Regions from separate parts of the Mus musculus genome. Here region 1 is linked to region 2. Evidence: chromatin loops called from intact Hi-C (ENCODE). Cell type or tissue: heart. All regions are shown on one strand. Region 1 holds the start of Gm11184 (a long non-coding RNA gene). Region 2 overlaps Ccdc171 (coiled-coil domain containing 171).

Region 1 (5,000 bases), 190 kb before region 2:
ATTCAATTCCTGAAGCCCACAGTGGAAGGAAAAAAACAGCTTCAGAGAGTTCCTCTGACATCCACACATGTTCCATGGCATGAGTTTACCTATGCACACACACACACCACCACCACCACCACCACCACCACCACCACATACCTCCTCCTCCTCCACCACCACCATCAACAACAATAACAAAAAAAAAAATTAAGGAATATTTCTAAAATAAAACATTGTGACCCAGCAAAAGGATTCTCTCAGAACATCTGGTCAATGATCACATTGGCTTGGCTCGTGTGTCTTCTAAGGAAGAATTCAAGTCTTTCCCTGCTTCAGGTAAGTACGTCCAGGTGTGGCAGAGCATGGTTGAAAGCCAGAATGGGTATATTGTAGAGGAGGCTGGAATTGAAAGGCTTGTTCTTGGTTAGTTGGAAACTCTACAATGCTGTGACAGGGAAAGGGATCTTGTACCAGCTGGCAAAATTGATGATTATGTTGGACAGTTTCATGTCAACTTGACACAAGCTAAGGCCATCCAGGAGGATGAACTTCAACTAAGAAAATGCCTCTAGCTATAGGCAAGCCTAAAAGGCATTTTCTTAATTAGTGATGGATAGGCGAGGCCTCAGCCCATAATAGGTGGGCTACCCCCCGGGCTAGTGATTCTGGGCTCTTTTTAAAAGCAGACTGAGCTAGCCAGAGGAAACACGCCAGTAAGCAGCACCCCTCCCTGGCCTCCACCTCAGTTCCTGCCTCCAGGATCCTGCCCTATTTGAGTTCCTGTCCTGATTTATTTTGATGATGAACAGAAATATAAGCCAAATAATTCCTTTCCTCCTCAACTTGATTTTGGCCACGGTGTTTCATCACAGCAACAGCAACCCTAACCAGGACAATGATCTTTAGAGGAGTTTTTAATAGGAGAATGATGTTATGGTCCTCAAGAAATTCTCAGTGTCCCAGATCATGGGATTGACAGACTGTGAGAGCAGAAAAAGGCATGAGGTGAGAAGAATCTGCATACGGGTGTGGGGGGTGTGGAGATAAACCCGGTGGTGGAGGAAGAAGATGGACGGGCGCAAAGCAGCACAGGCTCCCGCGACTCTTAGAAGATTCCTGATCCCACTCTACAGTGTATGGTCTGACAAGGCTCCCGAATACCAGTGAGCCAAGGCCAGGGTGGTGGCTGCTTCCTCTGTCTTCACAGAAATCTCTTGCAGCTGCATTTCCCATAGTCCTCCACCCAACCCAAGGGGGAAACCATCCACAACAGCAGCGTGCGTACATACGTACATAGGAGCCCTACTTTCTAGAGATATCACAAAAGTTTAGGAAAGCTGTGGCAGAGAGGGGGCTACATTTTCCCTTTGTGGAACAAATGTTTGAGTCCATGGCACCACTTTGAACACCCCTCACGATTAGAAAACCAATATGGGAGCTATCCTATTTGAGGCCCAATTCCTGCAATGGAAGGCGCCGTTCTATGACAAGGGGGTGGTGCCGGTTAATGACAGTTTAAATCGGGGCATCCAGCTGCCACCAGATTCCTTGCAGGGTGAGGGAACTGTGTTTCTCCAGTACAAATGGGGGCCCTCCTAATCATTTGGATCAGGTGAGGCTATGTGTCATGAACTGTGAAAAGGGTAACAAAAGGAGCGACAGTGCCTCTTCATAGATTAAACAAAAGCCTGCCCGCCGAATCCTTTGCTGATTTTGCTTCCTTCATACAGCAGTCAACCACCACATAAGCCATCGTGCCGAGACAGAGGCCCTTGCTGAGGAATAGATTTGGGAAGGGGCCACTACGGAAGCTCGGAAGCTCACAAAGCAGTCACTCCCATAAGGAATAGAGAGCTGGAGGACCAGAAAAATGCTACCAAAGACACAGGCATTTGCTCAGGCAATGCTGAAAGCTTGGCAGTGGCTTTCGGTGTCCATTTACAAGCAAAGGATGGCACTAATAAAGAAAAGGGCGCTGGGGCTGCCGGGGGAAGGGGGCAGGGGTGGGGGGGACCAAGGCCATTTTTCTAGGCGATCCCCTAATAAAAATCAGAAAGAAAGAAAAAAAGAGGTCAACCTCAGTATCCCCTAAATGTAAAAAAAAGGTTTCATTGGGAAAAGGATTGTCAATCTGAGAAAACAAAAAATGGTCGGCCATTAAACTCCCAACAGAGTAGTCTCCAGCACTCACAGTAAGGGAAAACAAAGGTGAGCCCTATCATGGACTATTCCCATAGTTAAAATAGTTAAAATCTATTTAAATATTAAATATTTAAATAGATTTAAAATCTAACTATTCCCATAGTTAAAATAGTTAAAATAGTTAAAATCAGGCCCCATGAGGCTTAAATTGAAAGGCGCCATATTTGGAGGTATCTTGGGCAAAGGGGCAAAACAAATTGCCTCCTTAAAAGCTCTGTCACAGGACTCAAGGGAAAAAAAAAAAAAAAGCTTGACTGCTTTCTGGCAGACTGCCTGGCCCATAACCTGGCAAGATAATGATAGTAACCAAGGAGCCATACGGCCTTTGGTCTTATTAAACCTGCCAAATAACTTATGGGACAGAGATGTACTTGAGGACACAGATGCCATGATTACAACAGACAATAAGGTCTTTTAATGATGACTACATAATCCAGGATAAACTGGATACGCAGCGCCCCCAATTCTACAGCTGTTGCTGACACAGGGTTCCAGTTCCCCCTCAAACTCACTTAAAACTCTGATGCCCCAGTAGGCGTCAGAGGGGCCTGTAGGGGGCGACAAATATACTAAATTATTAAAGCTTGTAAAAAAAAAAATTACAAGTAGGGCATATAGAACCCTCAACAAGCCCTTAAAATTCACCAATTTATGGCATCATAAAGTTGTAAAATTTTTAATCCTGCCATTTCCCTACACAAGCTGTTTCCCCAGTTGGCATCAGCCTCATCTAAGTCTTTGGTACAAACTTGTGGGCCATTACTATCCTTGGGACCCTACCAGCCCCCAAAGTAAGCCCCTGTGGCCTAAGACCAAATGCCCTGTGTAGCAAATAGACTTGACACACGTGCCTCAAATATGTACATACAAATATTGATACCTGTTCCTCTTACATGTTTACCATGACACAACTCCCAAAAATATAAAAAATGGTCATTACATCTATAAAAATAACAATGTTAATGATGGGTGTGCCCTTTGCTATAAAAACAGAAAATGGGCCTACATATGCTAATGACAAATTTCCCTCTTTCTACAAAAAATTTTAAAAAAGAAACCACTTCACTGAAATACTTCATAAATGGGCTAGAGAGATGGCTCAGCGGTTAAGAGCACTCATTGACTGCTCTTCCAGAGGTCCTGAGTTCAATTCCCAGCAACCACATGGTGACTTATGACCATCTATAATGGAACCTGATGCCCTCTTCTGATACATAGGTCATATATGTATATATGTCATATGCATTAAATAAACAAACAAACAAACACACAAATCTTTTTAAAGTACTTCATAACCCCACAACCCCCAAGGACAATTTTGCAATGTGTCTCACTAATCTCCTCCTCATTTTTTCTAGCAAGACCCACAACCTGATGACTGGTGGCCTCTGGAATCAGTCTGGGGCTGCCATGCCTCTTTGACCCCTGGTCCTGTATAGGTTATAGGCCATTTATCCCCATTCAGAATTGCTCCTTTTATGGCTCCCTCTTGGAAGGAAATCAAACCAGACCTTTCTCAGAGGCTTCTTGGACTGCCAACCACACATCACATGGGTGTCCAGTGCCCAAGTTGGCCCATACTGCACATCCCTGTGTGAGACCTCCTTTTTCTTTCTGGTCTGTCTCCAAAGTGACACTCTCAATGCTGAGTTAAACTGTTCAAAAGTTAACTGTATTCTCTCCCTCTGTTAGGATCCAGTGAATGGGGATACTGCCATGCTTCTCCAAGAACCACTACTGACCTAGGGCTTGGTAAATGCCACCGATGGCTGGACTGGGAAACTTGCATCTCTGACCATGCCCCATCCCTGTATCATTACAAGAGACTAAGGCATATCTGCCATCATTGCTGCCACAGTGGTAGGGCTCTTAGCTGCAGCCACTGCAGTTATAGCCTTGCAAAAACTCTGTGCAGGCGGCCACTGCACTCAATACGATTTCAACCCTGATGGCCTCTGCTTTAGATAAGCAGGAAACCAGCTCTTAAAATTAGGTGTGTTAAATTTACACCATCAAGTGGGACTTTTACAAGATGATGTTCATCATCTATGGGATCTTGTTCAAATCAATTGTCATCTATGCTATCCTGCTTAGCTTAACACTATTTCAAACACACCTTAATAATACGACAACACTAAATTTACAGCATAGCTATATCACAGACACATGGAATTCCTCATTTCTTTCTTTCTTACATCAGCTGCATCAAGATATTGTCTCCATTAATGCTACTCTTATAGCTGTTGTTACCTTGGGCCAAATGGCTGGACTCTTTAAGGACATAGGGTCAAAGCTGTTCCATCTTGTTTCCCCTGCAAACCTTTTCATTTGTGCTACTATTCTTGTTGGAGGCAGAGTTGCAATTTTTATAATCCAAGCCATTAGATATATAAGGGATAAACAGCCCCACAGCAAATCCCTTTTATTGGAAGTACTCAGTCCTAAAATAATAATAAAATAATTCCTGTAGGGAATGTGGAGAGAAACCCGGTGGAGGAAGAAGAGGGACAGAGTGCTAGGTACCACAGGCTCCTGTGACTCCTAGAAGAGCCCTGATCCACTGTACAGTGTATGACCTGACATGGCTCCCGAATACCAGTGAGCCAAGGCCAGGGTGGGGTCTGCTTCCTCTGCTTCATGGAAATCTCCCCAGGAGATTGGACCCTCCCCTACAGGCTCATGAACAAGCCAGTCAGATTTGGCTAAACAACACAGGTTGTACCCTTGAGTACATAAACATACCCTAATTGCCTAAAAAGCTATATATAAGCTCGTGCAATGAACAATAAAGTTCGACCATCTGATGCTGGTCTCCG
Region 2 (5,000 bases):
AACAGGAGGTAGGGTAAAGGGCTGAAGGAGATTAATGATGGGGATGGAGAGGTGGCTCAGGGGTTAAGAGCCCTGGCAGCTCTTACAGAGGACCTGGGTTCAATTCCCAGTGTCGACATGGTGCCTCAAACTGTCAGTTACTCCATTTAAATGAAATTCAGTGTTCTTTTCTGGCTTCTGAGGACACTGAATGCACATGGTGAACAGAAAAAACAACACATATACATAAACAAAATCTCCAAAAAATGTATGGGAGATAAATGGAACAGAAGAGTTGCATTAAAGTTAGGGATGGGAAGGCAGGGTAAAGGAGGAAATGGGAGGTGGATAGTTACTCTAAAGACCCTTTCAAAAAGCTATATGGAGACCTACTACTCTAGAGGTTTCCTAAACTATGTATGCACATATATGAAAAGTTAAAATAGAGTTACAGTGTAACAGGGTGGTCTTGCTAGACACCACATGGTAACAAATACACCCAGTGCCAGAATGGGTTACCTTTTTGGTCATTGATGTTCCCATAATCCCTCGTAGGCCCTCAGACATTACTGGCTATTGCTGTTGCTGTTGGTTATCCTTCAGAACACGACAGTGAGGCCCTATTGCTGAAGACATCGCCTACCTGAGCCATTGACCATGGAGAAATCACGTTAGTGCTTGCCTGGAAGCTCCATCCCCACTACTAGCTCTCATATTTCAGGAAGGTACTATATACATGATAACCGAGGAGAAAAATGTTACCCAGCTATGAACCCTGTGAGCCACGTTTAAGAATTGGCCTGGCCATGAACTTGTGATCCTCCTGTCTCCATCTCCTTCAGCAAATCCTACCAGCATGGGCCTGGTTTACAGAGAGAGTTCCAGGGCAGCCAAGACCCTGTTTCGAAACAGACAAACAGACAAACAAACAAACGGCCTGGCAAAACATGAAGACATTCCTGTTGGTATAATAGGGGCTGCAAACATCATGAGGGCAACCAGTAACTTTTTGATTGTATTTAAATCTCAATACACAAGGTGAAACCCATACTGTATCTCAAGAGAACCTACTACTTTTATGCTGCTAGAATGACATGATATTAAACTGAGTCCAATGACTTGTTGTTATACTATAGATTAATACACTCACTAACCCTCATCATAGAAATGTCTATCTGTAATAGATAGTGATTAGCATAGGGACCCACAGCTGGTCCAGGTGTAGAGAAAAGGACTTTGCGATAGTAAATAGAGTCTGGGTTAATACTAGTTATGACACAGTGTAGCATTTATTGATTGATTGATTAGTTGTAATTTTTTCTTTCCATGACTCCTTATGACTCTGTAAGGTTGCCTGTCTTGCTTTTTAAATTTATTTTTAGTTATGGGGAAGGGCAGGCATCTGCAGTGGCTGGAAGTGTGGGATCCTCAGGAGCTGGAGTTACAGGTGGTTGTGAACCTCTTGATGTGGGAGCTGGGGATTGAACTTGAGTCCTCTGGCAATACATGGACTTCATTGCTGAGTTATCTCTTCAGCCCTTTCACTGTACAGTCTACAATTCAGGAACAAATTACTGGTTTTTTTTTTTTTTTCATCCTGGTTCTTTGAGGAGACAACCTTATACCAGATTAGTGTTATAGATAGCCAACTGATGTGTTTTCTAAGCTAGAAAGAGCATATTTGCTTGATACTTTACTAAATATAGTTCTACAAGTATAATTAAAATTCCTCAGGGTTGGAACTATAGTTTGGATTCTGAGAAATGTTGTTTACATAAGTACATATAAAGAGTTATAGTTTTCTGTATGTGTTTGTAGAAGATGTGGAAAGAAAACAAGATTATTTTCTAACAGCACAATGTGGTTTCCTGTGATGTTAAATGTTAGTTTAAAAACAAGCTGCTTTAAAAGACATTTTAAGTTCAACAGTTCCCTCTAGTGGACAGAAGAAAGGACTCTCCCATCTTCTACTGTGAATTTCATTTCACAGGTCAGTATTATTTTTTCCGCTGTAAGAAATCAGATATGCAGCCAGTACCAGTGATGTAACTGGCATCCACCAAGTACTTCATCTCAGTGCGTGAGAGTCTCAATTCGGATGGAAAGCACAGTACATTTTATGCCATCGAGGACCATTTCGAATCACTTCTCCGATTCACCACTGTCCTGTCCCACAGCAGAGCCCCTGTTCTGAACCTGATGTAGAATATTATTTATATACTTTCATGTAGTTTTACTCTGTTTTTAAAAACATTTTATGTTTTTTTACATATATAAGGCCCAAAGGCCCTGTCTCAAAAACCAGACCAAACGAAATAACATTAACGACAGTCTTCATACAACAACAACAACAACAACAACAACAACAACAACAACACACTCCTAAAGTTTTGATGGGACCACTATAAAACCCTTTACAGTTGAAGCAATCTTAAGAAAGAAAGCAAATCAGGAAGTAGCATTATGCGACCGACTTTCAAGTACACCGTTGAGTTGTACTGGTCAGATAAGTATGGATTTGCATGAAAACAGAGAAGCCAATGAAAGAGTCTAAAAGTAAACCCTGCAGCCACACCCAGCTGATGTGGACAAAGGTGCTAAGAACATGTTGGGGAAAAGGACAGTCTTTTCAATAGATGGGAAATTGGAGGAGGGAGGAATTCTCCTGCAGAGGAATGAGACCAGACCATCAAAGTACCAGTTACAGCTCAAACTGGAATGAAGACTTTAAGAACCTGACCTAAAGCTCTCAAACTAGAACAGGGGAGTGCTTGAGGATGGCAAAGCAAGCAAAGATAGTCTTTAAAAAAGATTATGCCCTAAAAGTACAAGAAAACAAAGATAATCAAGTGGTATTGTATCATAATAAAATGAGGTACAGTTGTAGAAATATCTTTTGACATTTGTTTCGTAATTTCTATGAAACACATTTCTCTAATACTTAGAAAAGTCATTTTAATATGGTGATGACATTAATATTTTTCCTGTAGATAGCTCGCTCATTCATTCGTTTATTTGTTTATTTTGAGTCAGGGTTTCTCTGTGTAACCCTGGATGCCCTGAAACTCACTCTGTAGACAGCACTGTCATCAAACTTACAGAGATCTACCGGCCTCTGCCTCCCAAGTGCTAGAGTTAAATTGGTGCACTGGCACCCACCCCTGGCTGCAGATAATGCTTGGACAGTGAGAGGGGACTCACTGGATTGCCCAGTGATGCTGGGCTATTTGGGACAAAGTGTCTACTTTCAAAAATATATTTAATTTTTTTGAGACGGGTTTCTCTTTGTTGCTGTGGCTATCCTGGAAGTCACTCTATAGACCAGACTGGTTTGGAACTTAGAGATCCATCTGCCTCTGTCTCCTGAATACTGGGATTAAAGGCATGCACTACCACCTGACTTTAATTTTATTTTTATTTTGGGTGGGTGAGTGTTCTGCCTGCATACAAGTCTGTGCACCACATTAATGCTTAGTGCCTGGTGTCCTCAGGGGCCAGAAAAGGACATTGGATCCCTGTAACTGGAGTTACAGAATTGCCGTGTAGGTGCTGAGGACTGAACCCAAGTCCTCTGCAAGAAGAGCCAGAGCCCTTATCCACTGAGTCAGCTTCCCAAATTTCTGTTCTTGAGAGCTACAGAGTCCTACAATAAATATATTTTCAGTGCCAACTTTCTTAGTTTTTAAAGTTGTAAAAAATTTTTTTATAGAGGCAATTAAAAAAAATCTCATATTAGGTGAAGGCAAGAAAGACACCTGTGGTGGTGTGAATGACAGTGTCCCCCATAAACTCAAAGTTTGAACACTGAGTCCCCAGTTGGTGGTGCTCTTTGGGTAGGTTGAGGAGCATGGCCTTGCTGGAGGAAGCATGTCCCCGGAGGTGTGCTTTGACAGTTCCAAAGCCTCGTGCTCTTCCCAGCATGCTCTCTTGCTTTGTGCTCCCTGCTTGCCTAACTATTGCCCTGCGTTCCTGCGGGTGGTGTGGGGATGAACTCTTAACCTTTGGAACTGTAAGCCCAAATAAGCCCTTCCTTCTCTCGTATGCCTTGGTCATGGTGTTTAGCACAGCAGTAGAAAAGTAGTTAATGCACAGACCATTCTGACTCCACTCAGACAGAGCAAACATAACTGCGTTAAGTATTTAGACATTCAAATAATTTGAGGTGCTACTCTGATTTCACCCAAAGGTTTGCTCTACACATGAAAGAGTCGTTAATCATCTTTGTCTCTAAAAAAAGTAAAGTTATGTATCATATTAAATATGGATTTGGAGTCAGTACCTTTTAGCTGATGAATATAGATAAATATTATACTCTTTTAATGTGCATTTTAAAATTTACTATTATTGTGTGTGGAGGTGTGCATGCTTAGACTAGAGCATATTTTTGTGGGGTGAGTTCTCTCATTCCACCTTTGTGTGGGTTCTGGTGAGCAGATTGAGGTGTGGGCTTATGTGGTCAGTGCCTTTACCCAGTGAATCATCTTACTGGACCTTTTTGTGGTTTCATGTTAGCATACTAAATAATAAGTTTCATTGTGGAATTTTAGCGAATAGTTTGTTTTTGTTAGCCTCTTTTCCCTCAATCCCTTGTATGTACCTGTACTCTACCACCTCCAGTAGTCTCCTGTCCACTACCAGTAGTATATTCTGAGCACAAAGATCCCACACTAGCAGCTGACCTTACTAAGAATGGAGGACGAGTTTAAGAATGGAGCTGGAGTTGCTCCTAAGTCTTAAGATCACCTGATCTATCTACCTCTTATATGTTTATCTGCACATCTAATCCATATAGGTATGATCTTACACAATTTACACCATACATTATAAAATCACTTGTGTTATATCAACTGTATGGGAAAAGCAGACTAACGATAAGTTAAAACTAGCAAGAACTGTATGAAGTACATTTCTCAAGATAAAACACTGAAAAAGGAAATGTTCATATAGAAAAGTAAGCTATGGTTAAGCTAACAAATACATTTAAAAACTGATTGTGGTCAGATTCACATATAATGAGTATC

The links. A loop is a pair of places that touch in the nucleus more often than their neighbours do. Peaks named below come from ENCODE experiments on the same cell type or tissue, not always from the same donor. Only the 100,000 strongest peaks of a DNase experiment are listed, where the experiment ranks them.
Region 1: a loop joins it to region 2, with 4 times the contacts of the local background. A loop is called at or near these places in 5 of 42 quality-filtered maps.

The regions. Positions count from the first base shown.
Region 1 is chr4:83,381,568-83,386,567 of GRCm38, forward strand. All of the region lies in intron 2 of Gm11413 (predicted gene 11413), which reads right to left. Gm11184 (a long non-coding RNA gene) reads left to right here and starts at 1,508. Exons shown (of 3, transcript XR_390685.2): 1 at 1,508-1,594. In heart, a CTCF peak has its summit at 2,727 (motif pointing right); no DNase peak of the experiment used is centred here.
Region 2 is chr4:83,568,777-83,573,776 of GRCm38, forward strand. The region is part of intron 6 of Ccdc171 (coiled-coil domain containing 171); the gene reads left to right. Among named protein-coding and RNA genes, the nearest start is that of Gm25899, 44 kb to the left of the region's middle. In heart, a CTCF peak has its summit at 1,925 (motif pointing left); no DNase peak of the experiment used is centred here.